Regions from separate parts of the Homo sapiens genome. Here regions 1, 3 and 4 are each linked to region 2. A link is a contact called in ENCODE Hi-C or POLR2A ChIA-PET data. All regions are on one chromosome and are shown on one strand. Each heading gives the region's core, a stretch centred on a gene start or an enhancer-like site at or near the end of the contact. The rest is flanking DNA. Distances are from core to core; before and after follow the strand shown.

Region 1 (3,520 bases), core at 862-3,361, 260 kb before region 2:
GCTACTCGGGAGGCTGGGGCAGGAGAGTTGTTTGAACCCAGGAGGTGGAAGTTGCAGTGTGCCGAGATTGCATCACTATACTCCAGCCTAGGTGACAGAGAGAGACTCCGTCTCAAAAAAAAGAAAAAGAAAAGAAAAGAAAAAAAGAATGGGTTGTGTTTATTGAGCGTTTACTACATGCGGACAACAAATTGTGGAGACATTTACTCCTGTAGCTCAAGGACGTTGAGCAACTTGGCCACCCAGTTGATTCCAGGTGTGACCCCCAGAGCTGGGGCCAGGAGTCCACTGAGCTGTCCCCGGCCTCACCCCCGGCCCCTGGACCCACCTATGTGTCATCACTGAGGACCCAGGGGTGAGGGGTGGCAGTAGCTCCTCAGGGTCTCCTTCTGTCTGGATTCCTTGAACCCCTCTCCGCCTCCTCCGAGCTGAACAACATTCTCTCTCCACCCAGTCCCTGCTTCTCCTGACCTCAGGATGCCCACTATTGGCTGAGTAAGGCTCAGCCTTAGAGCTATATGCACATGCATGCACACACACGCTTGCACACACCCCCACTTGCACACACTTGCTTGCACGCACACACTTGCTTGCACGCACACACTTGCCTTCACAACCCGCTCGCACACACGTGCACGCACACCCTTGCACACGCACGTGAACACACACTTGCACACACATATGCATGTACACAGCCTTGCACACACACACGCATGCACACAGACACCCACTTGCACACACATACACACACACACTCTTGCACACACACACTGCCGCACACGGTTTCCCCCATTCTGTCTCCTGACTCTGCCCCTGCCAGCCTGGATGGGGGACACACCCTTCGCCTCCTCCAAGGGTCAAAATCCTACCTGGCTTTCAAGGGCTGGTTCTAAGATCCTCTGCTCCTCCAAGGAGCCTGTCCCCATCCCCCAACCCTATGTGCACTTGTGCTTTGTACCTCTCCATGTGCCATCACAGCCAACCTGGCTTTGTATCCCTAACCATTCATTTATTCATTCACTCGTTCAACAAATATCAGCTGAGCCCCTACACGGTGTCAGGCACCAGGCCAGACGCTCATGATGCATGGGGCAGGGTTACCAGGGTGCCTACCTTCCTGGAGCCTTAAGTCCAGTGGGGGAGGCACTACAGGGAAACCTCCTTGAAAACAAGACCTCGGTGGTCTGGACTTTGGGGGGTCTCTTCCCCGCCCCAACCTTTCATGGAGGCTGAAACATGACAGATGCCAAACAGCCCCAGCCAGAGAGACGGGCTGGCTTCCTGCTCCTCTGTCTCCCAGTTCTTTTCCCCCCTGAACAGGAACCCCAGGTGGATCCGCATCCCTGGACCCACAGGTGAGCGACCCCGGCGGCCCACCCACACGCACCTGAGGGCAGGGCGAGGCAGGCCGGGGCTGCAGCGCTCCAGCCACCAGGCGACTCAGCAGCAGCTGGTGCATCTGCGCGTTCTGCAGCATCATCAGTTCCAGCAGGTCTAGGAAGCGGGGTTCAGCAAGCCCACGCCGGGCCTCCGAGTCCCCCTCCCCCTGACACCCCTGTCCCGGGGGTGAAGAATGGGTTGGCGGGTTGTGCTGCGGGGACTCCCAGAGGATGTGCGAGGCAGAAGAGGGTGAGTGGTGGTGATGGTGGGGGTGGGGTGGGGGGACCCGGGAGTCTCACCTTCCTTCACGCGGCCTGGCTGCGGGGGCGCAGGTGGGACGGCCCACGAGAGGGGCTGCAGGAAGGTGACCCAGGGCTGGGGGTGTGCGCGGAGTCAGCCAGGTGGGGTGGGGGGAATGGATGGGGACACGTCGCGAGCCCCAACCCCCCCGGCCAGTGGCCTCCCTAACCCCGCAGGGGCCAGGTTCTCTCCTCCCCGCCCCGCGGCCTCCCTGCTCCCTGCCACGCCTCTTCCTCTCGGTTTGGGGCTGTCTCTCCTCGTCCCCCACCCCTCCAGGATCTGGCCCCTCCAGGGACAGCTCCCCACTCTGCCGTCTCCCAAGCTAAGGCAGGATCTGCTCCCGGGCTCAGCCCTCACCGTCGGGACTGCGCTCTGCGGTGGGGAGCGACCCCAGCTTCCGCCCGCCCCAGAGGCCATGGCTGGCGCCGGTTGCCTTGGCGACGCCGAGGACGCCAAGGTCTCTTCCCACGCATGCGCGGAGCCCGCCCGTGCTCCTGGGTCTTCCATCTCCCTGCTCCCTCCTGTCTCCTCCTCCGCGGACTTGGGGTCCCCAGGAGCCCTCCCCCGCCACCAGGAGGCCAGTCTCCTCCCCGGCATGTCCACCTCCCGCCGCGCTGCTCGGGGCTCCCCTCCCCTCCCCTTGCTGGTTCCCAGAACTGGGCCTGGGTTAGTGCGGGGAAGGGGGGTGTGTTTGTTGAGTGAATAAGCGAGTGACTGGGGAGGCTTGGTTTCGGGGTCCCAGAGCCCGATTGACTCAGCTGAAAAGTTCAGGAGAAACAGAGACTTTTGCAGGAGCAGGCTGGGGGCTAGGGCAGACGAGTGAGGAGGACAAAGGGTCTGTTCCCTGTCACTCTGACAGAGAGAGGGGCTTCCTGCCAGGAAAGAGTGGTTTCTGGAGCAGACCAAGGAAGGAAACACCGCCCGAATTCACGGAAGAGGCTGAGGACTCTGGCTGGAAACACGTGGCCGGCTTCTCGCCTCTCTCCTTGCGGCTATTTGCCCTGTTTCCTGGCCAAGGTGAGCCACTGCTCCTCAGACGAGGAAAATCGTGGTGACTTCAGCACCCGCGTCCCCAGTACTGTCTCCCGTACTGGAAAAGTTACCAAAGCACGCGTTCTTTTGACAGGAAGTTAGCAAGGTCTTCCTTGCTTAAGAACAGGTGAAGGGGGAGATCTATTTCTGCAGCTGTGACCATCCTAAGATAGGCCCCCGGCAGCAGTCAAGGAAAATCCAGACAGGAAGCTGGGCTTAGCACCCCGAGTAGCCCTTCCCCCACTCTCCATGTCAGCTCCCCTTCCTGCCAGTCCTGGAGTAAGAACCAGAAAGACCATTCCCACCTCCTCCTTTGCTCCGTAGTACCTGTCTCTAGGGGAGCAGGCTTGTGGGCATTACTTTACTGTCCCCATGGGTCTTATGGCTTCAACAGCCATTAACAAGCTGAGATCCAGGCACTGGGGTCACAGCCCCCCAGTGAGTAGAACACAGAGATGCCTCTCTCCATCTCCATTCTCATTCCAGGTAGAAAGAGAACAAGCCATTTTGCTCATCATCAACAAACCTTGACCAAGGAAGTGTCTGCGTGTGCAATGTGCCATCTGAACCCTGGAGGCATAAGCAGTATGGTCACTTGTCCCAGCATTGTTGGGAAGTGAAAATGTATCCATGGAAAGAGAGCAGAAAGATAAGACTACGCCCCGGGGATAATGAAAAAGAGAGGACTTGACCGCTGAGGGATGGAGTTCCAAGGAAGTCAGTCCTTGATGGGGCCAAGCAGCAGGGGAAGACGGGCGCTATCAGGCTGGGGACAGAGCCCAAGCCAAGACCCAGGTGTATGAATGGA
Region 2 (3,170 bases), core at 48-2,547:
CGTCACTGCATTCCAGCCTGGGCAACAGAGCAAGACTCCATCTCAAAAAAAAAAAAAAAAAAAATCAAAGTGATGTATGTAAGATCAAATGAGAACTCATGTGCATACAGGTCCCACAGTTTCAGGGGCATATTTCTTTTTTTCTTTTTTTTTTTTTTTTTTTTTGAGACGGAGTCTCGCTCTGTCGCCCAGGCTGGAAGTGCAGTGACGCGATCTCTGCACACTGCAAGCTCCGCCTCCCGGGTTCAGGCCATTCTGCTGCCTCAGCCTCCATAGTAGCTGGGATTACGGGCGCCTGTCACCACGCCCGGCTAATTTTTTTGTACTTTTAGTAGAGACGGGGTTTCGCCGTATTAACCAGGATGGTCTCGATCTCCTGACCTAGTGAACCACCCGCGTCGGCCTCCCAAAGTGCTGGGATTACAGGCGTGAGCCACCGCGCCCGGCCTTCCAGGGGCATATTTCTATAAGTCCCTACTTGGATGTAGCTAAACTCCTCCCCCAGTCTTGGAAGTTAGGACGGTCTAAATCTGTGTCAAAGCTCAGAGCTGGCAAGAGCGAGTGTTCATTACCTGATGGTATATATCCGCGTTTTGGATACCCCCTCCTGCGCACGCGGGGGATAAGTCACTGAAAAACCTAGTCTCACAGGAGTGAGGCTTAGTTCATCGCTTCCTCATTTCTCAAGCTCTGCATAACCTGGCTTGGACAAACCTGATAGGTTTCCACAAACGGCTTCAGCTGTGGATGAGGAAGGCTTCGGGGGAAAAAAAAAGATACTGAGGGGACAAGATCGTTTTCATTAGTTGAGCTATTTTCCTTGTTTTACAAATAGTGGGGAGCAAAGAAAGGATGGGCTTCCCCTTTGCAGCTTGTTGTCTGGTGCCCGAGAGGCCAAAGTGAGGGGCATTTGAGATGTCGTCCAAGAAAAGTGCGAGGCGGGTTTTCCATTAGAAGTCCTACCACATGAAATGAGAAAAACACAATTCTCAGGAACAGCCAAGTTTGCCTTTCTCTGGTCCTTCATTGTTGAAGCCACCTGCTTCCCCCTCCTGCTGCGGGGGCGGAGGCTGTAGGCGGAAGCGCTGCGCGGCGGGAAAGACAACGGGAACTGAGAACCGCTCTCGGCGCGGCGGCGGCTGCTAGGGCCTGCCGCAGCCGCGGCCACTCGGAAAGGGCGGGACTTCCCCGCAGGGCGGGGTGGGGCGGAGCGCTCTATCAGTCCTCCCGGTCGCCCCACTGCGCATGGCACGTTGCGTACTCCCCTCCCAGCAACCGGTCTGGCGGCGGCGCGGCAGTAAAACTGAGGAGGCGGAGCCAAGACGGTCGGGGCTGCTTGCTAACTCCAGGAACAGGTACCTGCCTGGCGGGGTGCCTGGTACGCTGCCGGGGCCAGTCCCTCCTGGCTCTGCCACCGATTCCATCTCCCCAGGCCCGGGCCTTCGTCGGAGCGGCCATCCTGGGCTCACCTCACCCTCCACGGGCCCCCTTTTTAACCCGCGTCCTCGACTCCCGCAATGAGGCGCCGCAGCCCGAGAGCAGAATAGGCTTGGGCCTGGCGGGGAGACGCTGAAGCGGAGTTGCCGGGCGAGAGAGGCGGGCTCCTGCTTTCCCCTTCCTCCCCACCCCCTAGGACTTCCAGGTGGGGAACCTAGGGCTGGGTGCCGGTTTGTCCTGTTCAGGCAGAGTGGCGGCCGACCCCGGTCCTGGGCTCCCCGCTGTCCCCAGCCGCCGCGCACTTTGGGCTGACAGGCAGCGGGTCAAGTCCTCGTAAGGACACAAGATCCAGATGACTCCCAGAATCGGCCTAAACGAAGAGCTCATTGTCTTTTTGTTTTCCAGAAATGTTTTTTGGGTGCCTGCAGGGGATTTGGGCGCCGGAGATGGGGGTTGGGGATAAGGAAGAGAGCTCGAGGGAGGGGCAGTGGGTAGGTAAAATTGTTCATAGTTCTCAGGAAATAGGGAACTAACCTCTCTGCCCAGCCTTCTCCTGTATCCTAACATACTTTAACTTGACTTTCCCGGAGAAAGAGCCGTTGGAATTTGCCCTTTTCTTATTGTAATATCTGTTCAAGTAGAAGCATGTTCCAATACGTATATGCGACGTTAAGACAATTCTTCATTGACACTCATACCTTCCTGAAGACACCCAGGACTGTTTCTTGTCCCTGAGAGTTAAGGAAGAAACCAAATTTGATCACCTGCCAAAAGCCTGTGAATTCAGCCTTTAGTTACAGTGCTGAACTGGTCAAATCTGTCCCCTACTTTTTAATCAGATTTCTTAGAGGTGTTTTGGCTGGAATGCAGTGTTTATAGTTGTGGCCCCAGAAATGGAGGAAGTTTACTCTGGTTTTTAGAGCGCAGGCTTTGGAACAGATTTAATTAGTCCCCTACCACTTATCTGTGTGACTTTGGGCATTTAACCTCCCTGCACACCTGAATTTCCTGATCCGTAAAACAGAGATGATAATACTTGTGAGCTGCTCATGAAGCATTTAGCACAGTGCCTGACACGTAGGAAGTTTGCCATAAATGTTTGCTGGGTTTATTATTTTCTCTCTTTATTTTTATTTTAATTTTTTTGAGATGGAGTTTCGCCCTCGTCCCCCAGGCTGGAATGCAATGGCGCGATCTCCGCTCACTGCAACCTCGGCCTCCTTGGTACAAGCAGTTATCCTGCCTCAGCCTTCCGAGTAGCTGGCATTACAGGCACCCCCCACCACACCTGGTTAATTTTTGTATTTTCAGTAGAGACGGGGTTTCACCATGTTGGTCAGGCCGATCTCTGAGGTCCTGACCTCAGGTGATCCACCAGCCTCGACCTCCCAAAGTGCTGGGATTACAGGCGTGAGCCACCGCGCCCGGCCAATAAAGCTATTTCTATGTCTGTCCACTAGTAATATTGCTTTGTTGTGTGTGTGTGTGTGTGTGTGTGTGTGTGTGTGTGTATATATATATATGTATGTGTATATATATATGTATGTATGTATATATATATATATATATATAGTGTTAAATGTTTCTGATAGGCTGGGTACCGTGGCCCACCTCTGTAATCCCAGCACTTTGAGAGACTGAGGCAGTAGGATTGCTTGAGCTCCGGAGTTTGAAACCAGGAACAGGTACCTGCCTGGCGGGGTGCCTGGTGCACTGCCGGAGCCAGTCACTCC
Region 3 (3,443 bases), core at 34-2,533, 260 kb after region 2:
GAGAAGTGTATTTGAATTTGGCTTCCTACTCCAGAATGCTTCCTTTAACAGAAAGTAACTCCCCACCCCATCTCCAAGAAAAATCAATGCTCAGAAAGCCATTCTGTGCTTACCTGGGCTTTCCCTTCTGTCAGGGCCCATGTGGATCCCAGGGTTCCTCCCTCCCTGATGGGCTGCTCTCCCCCGACCCCCACGATGGGGCACTAGGAGGCCGCCCCCGAGCTCTGCCTCAGCCCTCAGCCCACCTGCTGCCGCTTAGCCAGGGGCAGGTTGGCAGAGCCCAGGGTGCGCACAGCTCCGATGATCCTGCGCAGCTGCGGGTCCGTGAAGTTCTGCCAGATCGGTTCATACAGCTCCTTGGCCTTCTGGCCCCAGGCCTCCGCAAACTCCTGGCTGAGCAGGGCTGCTTCCTCCTATTGGGCACCAGGAGGGCAGGGAGGGTGTAGGACCCTGCTTAGATGCAGGCCATAAAGGAGAAGCCACGGTGCTGGGGGAGGGGAGGAAGGCCAAGGGCTTCCAGAGCCCGGGCCCTGGGGAGATCCCTGCGGGAGACCTTAGTTTGCGGAAGCCGCGCTTCCTCCTTCTGGAGGGAATCTGCCTCATGGGAATGGTGGAGCAGAAATTGGGACCAGAAAAGAGGCCGGGCGAGTGGAGGGTGGATGGACAGTGCAGTGCGGTGACGGTGACAGCGACAGCGTCCGGAGGTGAGAAGGCAGCTGCCCGAGAGCGCGGGGGCCCCAGAGCCAAGCCCAGCACCTTCGGCGAAGGCGGGCGCGGCCTGGGAGCAGCCACCCTCATCCATCCAACTCGTGCATGCTGGGAGCGCAGGCCGTGCGCGCAGCCCGGCGCTCGGGCCCCGCGGCTGACTGTCGGGGCGAGGGTCCGGGGTCGGGGTGGGGTTCGGGTCGGGGGCGCCAGCCTGCCCGCCCCACAAGCCGGCCGCGTGCTGTGATTGGCCGCCGCGGCCCCGCCCCGCCCCCGCCCGGGCCCGGGCGCCCACCTGGCGCCTTGCATTCTCCGCGGTGATGTTGGTGTCGTGCGCCCAGCTGGCGGCCACGCTCTGGAACAGCACCTGTTCGGCGCTGGAGTTGTAGCTCTGCGCGAAGAGCTGCGCCCCGGCCTCGTCAGCAGAAAAGTTGCCGGGCTGCAGCCCGGGGTCCAACGCCAGGGCGGGCTGCGGCGGCAGCAGCAACAGCAGCGGCAGCGGCAGCAGCAGCCCCGGCCCCCGGCGGCCCGAGGCGGCCCCCATGACGCGGTGCGCGGTGCTCGGCTCTGCCCCTTCTCCTGCGCCGCGGCCGCCCTGCGGGTTATAAAACCCGACACACCCCCGCCCCCGCCCCGCCGCGCTTCCTCCTCCGCTCCAGAGTCCCCAGCGGCGCGGGCCGAGGTTCCTGGCCCGCCCCGGGCAGGGGCGCGGGCCGGGGAGGGGCCGAGGTGCAGCCCGGGGGTGGCGGGATGGGGCTGGGTCGGGCTCCCGCAGAGGAAGCTGGAGAAAGGGCCTCCTCTCTTTAGAAGATGGGGACCCGGCAGTTTGCCGGAACACCCGAGCCTGCCCACCGTGCGGCCGCGCAGCCTCGGCCGGGGCCTGGGAGCCTAGCGGCCTCCGGCTCGATCTTCCCAGCCCGACCCCCCGGAGCCTCCCGCCTCCGGAGTGACAAGGCCGGGGCCCCAGGAGCTGTCCGCAGGCGCCGCTCGTGCGGCGGGGATGGGGCTGATCGGGCCTGGCCGGCTTCTTCACCAGGCCATGGTCGAGGGGCGGGGACGTCGCCTGCCGGGGGTAGGGGTGTGGCGGGGGGGAGAGGAGGGAGGCGGGGACCTTAGGTGTCTTGCAGGCGCCTCCGGGAGGTGCTGGAGGGGCTCAGGGCGGCCGGCACACCTGGGGCTTGGGGCTGCGAGGGAGGGGGAGCCACAGAGCGCAGGAGCTTTGGAGCGCCTGCCCTCTTTCCCCCCGAGGACACAGGCTGCCAGTCGCTCAGCAGAAAACATCACACACGATCCCAACAGAGTCCTAGAACCCGAGGCTAGCAGGCTTTGAGAGCGACACAAAGCCTCAGAGATGAGAACAACCCCCTCATTTTACAGATGAAGAAATTGCCGCTCAGGTTGAGAGGCTTGCTCCAAGTCACCTCAGGTCTCCACACTCCCCTGTGTTTTCCTGTCTCATCCACGTGTCCCTCAAAGTGACAAGTGTGGGGGAGGGAGGACAGTCTTGTCCTATTGGCGCACAGGGCGGTTGTGGAGGCCACCTCGGCACCATGGCGTCTGCTGCCAGAGGGGGGAAGCCCCTTGACCCTGGCAGAGGCCCGGCGGCGCAGTGGGAGGTGGGGCAATGGAGGAACCGTGGGGTGAGGCTGGGCGGTGGGATCAGGGAAGGAGCCAGGGACAGCTGCTCCCAAGACCCCAACCCATTAGGCTGCTGGGGGCTGTTGGGAATCACTTGGGCTTCTGGGTGAGTGGGGGATGGTGTCTGGGGCTCTGAGGGACACGTGCACCTTGCTGTGCAGCATGGAGTGTGTGCAGGAGGCTGTGACCCCGCGTTCCTGTGAGATGCACCTCCAGTGAGATCGCACTGACTTGTCAGATGACGTGTTGCAGGGGAGAGGGGGCGGTGGGGAGAGGAAGAAGGTGGCTGTCCCTAGCACTAGAGGGAGAAGGCAGGGCCTTGTTAAACACTGGCCGGCAGTGGGGCCGGGAGAGGAGAGCTGGGGTCAGGCCTGGCCCTGGCCCGCTTTGCCAGCCTCCCTCCTGACCTGCAGTTTTCCCTCACAACTCCTCCCTGCCCAGTTTGGCTTGGAGAGCCAGTGGATACCAGAGGACATGGGTGCACTTCTGGGCCGGCTACGTTGGTGGACGTTTGTGATCAGAGCAGCCCCATCGAAGGCCAGGGGCCAGGGAGGGCAAGGTGGTGGCCTGGGCTCTCCTCCCAGGAGCCACCCTGCTCTCAGGGGTCCTAACAGCTTGGCCTTCCAGGCTTTGAGGGCTGTGGGTGTCTGTGTGCAAATGAGCTGCTGTCTCCTGGGAGGAAGCAGTCTTTCTGTGGAAAGAGGCTTGGGTGGGGAAGAGATGAGAGTGGGGCTCTGTCAGCCTCTGAAGGAGGGGCCAAGGGAGGAGAGATGAGTAGAGAGGAGAAGAGCCTGAGGCCTAACCTGTATCCAGAGGCCCTCAGCCAGAGGCTGGCCTCGCCTCCAAAGAGTTCCTGAGAACCCTCTTCAGGAGGGTGGAGGGCGGGCATTGCTTCTGCTGGTTCATTCTCCCGTCTGACTCCAAGGCATTTCCACAATGTCTATAGACCCTGGGTTAGGGACTGTGTCAGCAATAAACAGCCTCCGCCTCCACTTCCGACAGGGTTGGAAGATAATGGAAGTCTTCCCCTGGACCTGGAGCAGCTGACACCAGGGCTGCTGGAGGCATCACCCTGCACCTCCCTCACTGTAACGCTTTAT
Region 4 (3,251 bases), core at 648-3,147, 300 kb after region 2:
TTCTCAGGCTTCCAAGGCAGGAGCTTCGGCAGCAGGAACAGGGTTGCAAGGTAGTTAGTCTGGGTGTCTGTCGTCCTGGGTTGGGACATCTGGGAGCTGGGGCAAGGCCTCTGGGCCCTAGTGCCAGAGAGCAGTTTGGTGGCGTTGCCTGTTCTTTAAAATGGGTTAGGTGTAGCCATGAGCCCCCCCATGCAGCGGGTGTGCAGGCCTCTCCCTCAGTCAGAACACCCTCACCCACCCCTCCCCACTTGAAGCAGGCCCTTGAGAACACTGCTGGCAGGGAGGCGGCTGCTCTTCCTCCTAAGGGAAAAGCCTGCAGCCCCGTGCTGCTGGGCCGTGGGGTGAGGGGGAAGCCAAAGGGCCCCTATCACCCCTCAGCAGGAGTCTCTCCTGGCTTTGGAAGGGGCTGAAGGCCCGGGGCTCTCACGAGGGAACTCAGCCCTGCTCAGCCGGTCAGGACTCCTCCTCCACGTCTAAATCCACAGACCAAACAAAGGACATGGCTCAGTTCCACCTTCAATCCACAGGGATTCTGCCTGTTAGCACGCTAAGGAAACTGTTTCTTACTTTAAATTATCCATTAATTTCCTCCAACTGAAAGATACTCTACAAATTTTCTGTTGTTGGAGGGTTTAAGCTTGGTCCCTCTGAGGGGGTGGGCCCTGCTGTGTCGGCCCCTTGTGTCTGCTCGTGGAAGGTGTGCCATGTGCCACCGTGTGCCATATGCAGCTGACACGCCTGTGCGTCTCGCCTGGCGCTGGAGACTGCTCTCTGTGTACTAAGCGAGTACTGGATCCCCAGGGCCTATCTTGCCCACTGCCTGTGGCAATACACAGGCAATACACAAAGCGCATTCAAGTAAGCAGGTCTCCCTGCCCCCCGGCCTCCCAGAACCTCGGTGCCTGGAGGGCAGGTGGGGGAGGGCGTTCCTGAATGGAGGCCGGTTTCCCTCTGCGGGGAGGAAACCCCATTTCCCTCCTACCCCTAGGCGCTTGCTACATCTGGCCCGGCATCAGACAGGAAAGAACCCTTTCTTCCCAGCTTGTAGGAAGTCTGAGCTGGGCCCCTTATCTACCCACAGCACTTCCTGGACCGGGGGCCTGGACCGGGCTCCGAAGGGGCTGGCTCCCGGTCTTGGTCTTGGCCTCGGCGCCCTCGTTTCTCTGCGCTTTGGGCAGGGGAAGCTGCGGACGGCAAGCTCTCGGCTTTCGTGAGAGCCTGGTGGAATCGGTGTTCCCCGAAGGCTACTCTGCGGGGGCGGGGGCTAGTCCGGGCCTTCCCGGCAGTATCGTCTCCCCCGTGGGGGCTGGGGAGGTGCCCCCAGGGCTCCCGGAGCGGCGGCGTGGCCAAGGCCCGAACCGGGTCTGACATCTAGTGGCCTCCTGGGCCCGGGCAGGGCGAGGGCGGGGCAGGGAAGAAGGTGGAGGGCAGAATGGGAGGCGTGGAGCGAGAAAATCAGGAAGCGCGGGACCAAGCCGGGGAAGGGCGGCGGGTCTCGCCCCTGGCACCCGCTCTCCTCGGGGCCCGTCCCATCCCCCAGGCCTGGCCGACCCCAGGTCCTTCCGTGCGCAGTCGGGGCTCGCAAGGACGAATCCCGCGGCCCTCGAGGCAGGCCCGGGGGAGCTCCCGGCCCTCCACCCCCGCAGGCCGCAGATCCCACGCACCCCCGATCATGGGGGCCCCGGAGGGAGGTCGCGAGGCCGGGCTCACGGTGGCCGCGGTTCGCCCACGTGCGGGCCCGGAGCTGGCAGGGCCCGGTCCCGAGCGTGGCCGCAACCGCGGGGACCTGGCACGTGCGGGGCAGCCCCGGGGGCCGCGTACGCCACTTCCGGTCCCGGAGACACCGCCCAGCCCGCCGCCCGGTTGCCATGGCGACGCCGTCGCGCCACGGCCCGCAGAACCGGCCAAGCGACCCGGGCGCGGCGCGGGGAGGCTGAAGGGACGCTCGGGTAGGCAAGGTAGGAGGCCGGGCTGGGGGTGGGAGCGGAGCGCGCAGGGGTGCGGGGCGGGGGCGGCCCAGGTGAGCCCTGACTGCGCAGGGAGGGACAGCGCGGGGCTCCCGAGTAGCAGCCGGCCTCGCACCTGCCCCTTGCGGCCGCGCACTGGACTGCGGCGCCGACCCGCACCCTGGGCCCGAGGGCTGCAGGGCTCGCCCGCCCTCTCGGAGCCGAGCCTCTCCCGGTCCAGGCGGCCCCTGCCCTGGCCTGCCCGGGTGCCGGGTCTCTGCTGAAGTTAGAACCGAGACCCCCGCTTGCTGGTGACCCCGAGTTTGGATCTTTGCTCCTGCGCCGCGTTCTAGAGCAAGGTAGGGTGCAAATGGACCAACCAGCCTTTGCCACGGCTGCCCTCTTGAAATCTGAAACCGGAGCCACCGCCTCTTGCCCCGAGCAGGGCCCGGGCTGCAACGTGGAGCCGCAGGTCCCCGCCTGTGTCTCCCGACGCCCCCAGCTTCTGAGCGCGAGGGTGGGAGTTTCCCGAGTGGGAAAGCCCCATGGCTTCGGTGGCCTCGGTGGCCCTGTGGTGGGTCAGGCCGGTGCCAACTGCGCTGAGGGCGGAGCTGCCGCCACCTTGACACCTGGGAGATGGCAGGGCCACCCTCCCTCCCTCCCTCCCTGCCCTGTCCCCGACTGTATCACGGAGCGAGGATCATCCGTGTGGATCTGGGGTCCCCTTCCCAGACTTCTCCTTTCTGGTCGTCCTCCTCTCATTCATTCCACCTTGGCAGCCTTTGTGGATTTTCTGACTCCGTAAATGAAGTTACATCTAGGGCGCCTAGATTCTGCCCCTTTGGTTTAATAGCTAATGAAAAAAAAAAAAAAAAAGCTTTGCCACCTCCTCTAGGTGCCTGGATTTCTCCCGGTGAAATTTGATGGAGGCAGGAAAATACGAGGCGGTGGCAGCCCCACCTCCTTGCATGAGGGAGCCTCCTAGAGCTGGAGGTGGAACCACCCTGCTTGTCCCACTCCTTTTCTTTCTTGCTTTATTGCTTTCTTGCTTTCCTTACTTTCCTTCCTTCTTTTTTTTTTGAGATGGAGTCTTGCTCTGTTGCCAGGAGGCTGGAGTGCAGAGGGCAATATCAGCTCACTGCAACCTCCATCTTCCGGGTTCAAGCGATTCTCCTGTTCCAGCCTCCCTAGTAGCTGGGATTACAGGTGTGTGCCACAACACGCAGCTAATTTTTGCATTTTTAGGAGAGACGGGGTTTCACCATGTTGGCCAGGCTGGTCTCGAACTCCTAACCTCAAGTGATC

What was found. A loop is a pair of places that touch in the nucleus more often than their neighbours do. ChIA-PET counts read pairs that join two places held with the same protein, here RNA polymerase II (POLR2A). Pooled maps may share reads with other maps.
Region 1: a loop to region 2 is called in a pooled map, with 3 times the contacts of the local background. The contact joins the promoter of PRR29 here to the promoter of STRADA in region 2. A Hi-C loop is called at or near these places in 1 of 50 pooled maps. POLR2A ChIA-PET finds 5 or more read pairs at or near these places in 2 of 52 experiments (CD4-positive, alpha-beta T cell and activated CD4-positive, alpha-beta T cell).
Region 3: a loop to region 2 is called in a pooled map, with 4 times the contacts of the local background. The contact joins the promoter of ACE here to the promoter of STRADA in region 2. A Hi-C loop is called at or near these places in 1 of 37 single-sample maps with no recorded cell type and 2 of 50 pooled maps. POLR2A ChIA-PET finds 5 or more read pairs at or near these places in 1 of 52 experiments (K562).
Region 4: a loop to region 2 is called in a map with no recorded cell type, with 12 times the contacts of the local background. The contact joins the promoter of CYB561 here to the promoter of STRADA in region 2. A Hi-C loop is called at or near these places in 2 of 37 single-sample maps with no recorded cell type and 10 of 50 pooled maps. POLR2A ChIA-PET finds 5 or more read pairs at or near these places in 7 of 52 experiments (GM10248, H1, PC-9 and 4 more).

The regions. Positions count from the first base shown.
Region 1 is chr17:63,996,942-64,000,461 of GRCh38, reverse strand. PRR29 (proline rich 29) reads right to left here and starts at 2,111. Exons shown (of 6, transcript NM_001164257.2): 1 at 2,038-2,111; 2 at 1,680-1,755; 3 at 1,388-1,494. The coding sequence starts at 2,097. It overlaps PRR29-AS1 (PRR29 antisense RNA 1), which reads left to right and starts at 563. Exons shown (of 3, transcript NR_126169.1): 1 at 563-2,137; 2 at 2,540-2,697; 3 at 3,199-3,520. RefSeq lists an enhancer at 948-1,925 and a silencer at 2,179-2,228.
Region 2 is chr17:63,739,926-63,743,095 of GRCh38, reverse strand. It overlaps STRADA (STE20 related adaptor alpha), which reads left to right and starts at 1,297. Exons shown (of 13, transcript NM_001003787.4): 1 at 1,297-1,355. RefSeq lists silencers at 1,015-1,134, 2,638-2,806 and an enhancer at 2,672-3,170.
Region 3 is chr17:63,474,901-63,478,343 of GRCh38, reverse strand. It overlaps ACE (angiotensin I converting enzyme), which reads right to left and starts at 1,283. Exons shown (of 25, transcript NM_000789.4): 1 at 1,001-1,283; 2 at 246-413. The coding sequence starts at 1,249. RefSeq lists silencers at 774-833, 934-1,023.
Region 4 is chr17:63,444,952-63,448,202 of GRCh38, reverse strand. It overlaps CYB561 (cytochrome b561), which reads left to right and starts at 1,897. Exons shown (of 6, transcript NM_001915.4): 1 at 1,897-1,958. RefSeq lists enhancers at 1-497, 1,001-1,140, 498-1,311 and silencers at 1,281-1,470, 1,641-2,200.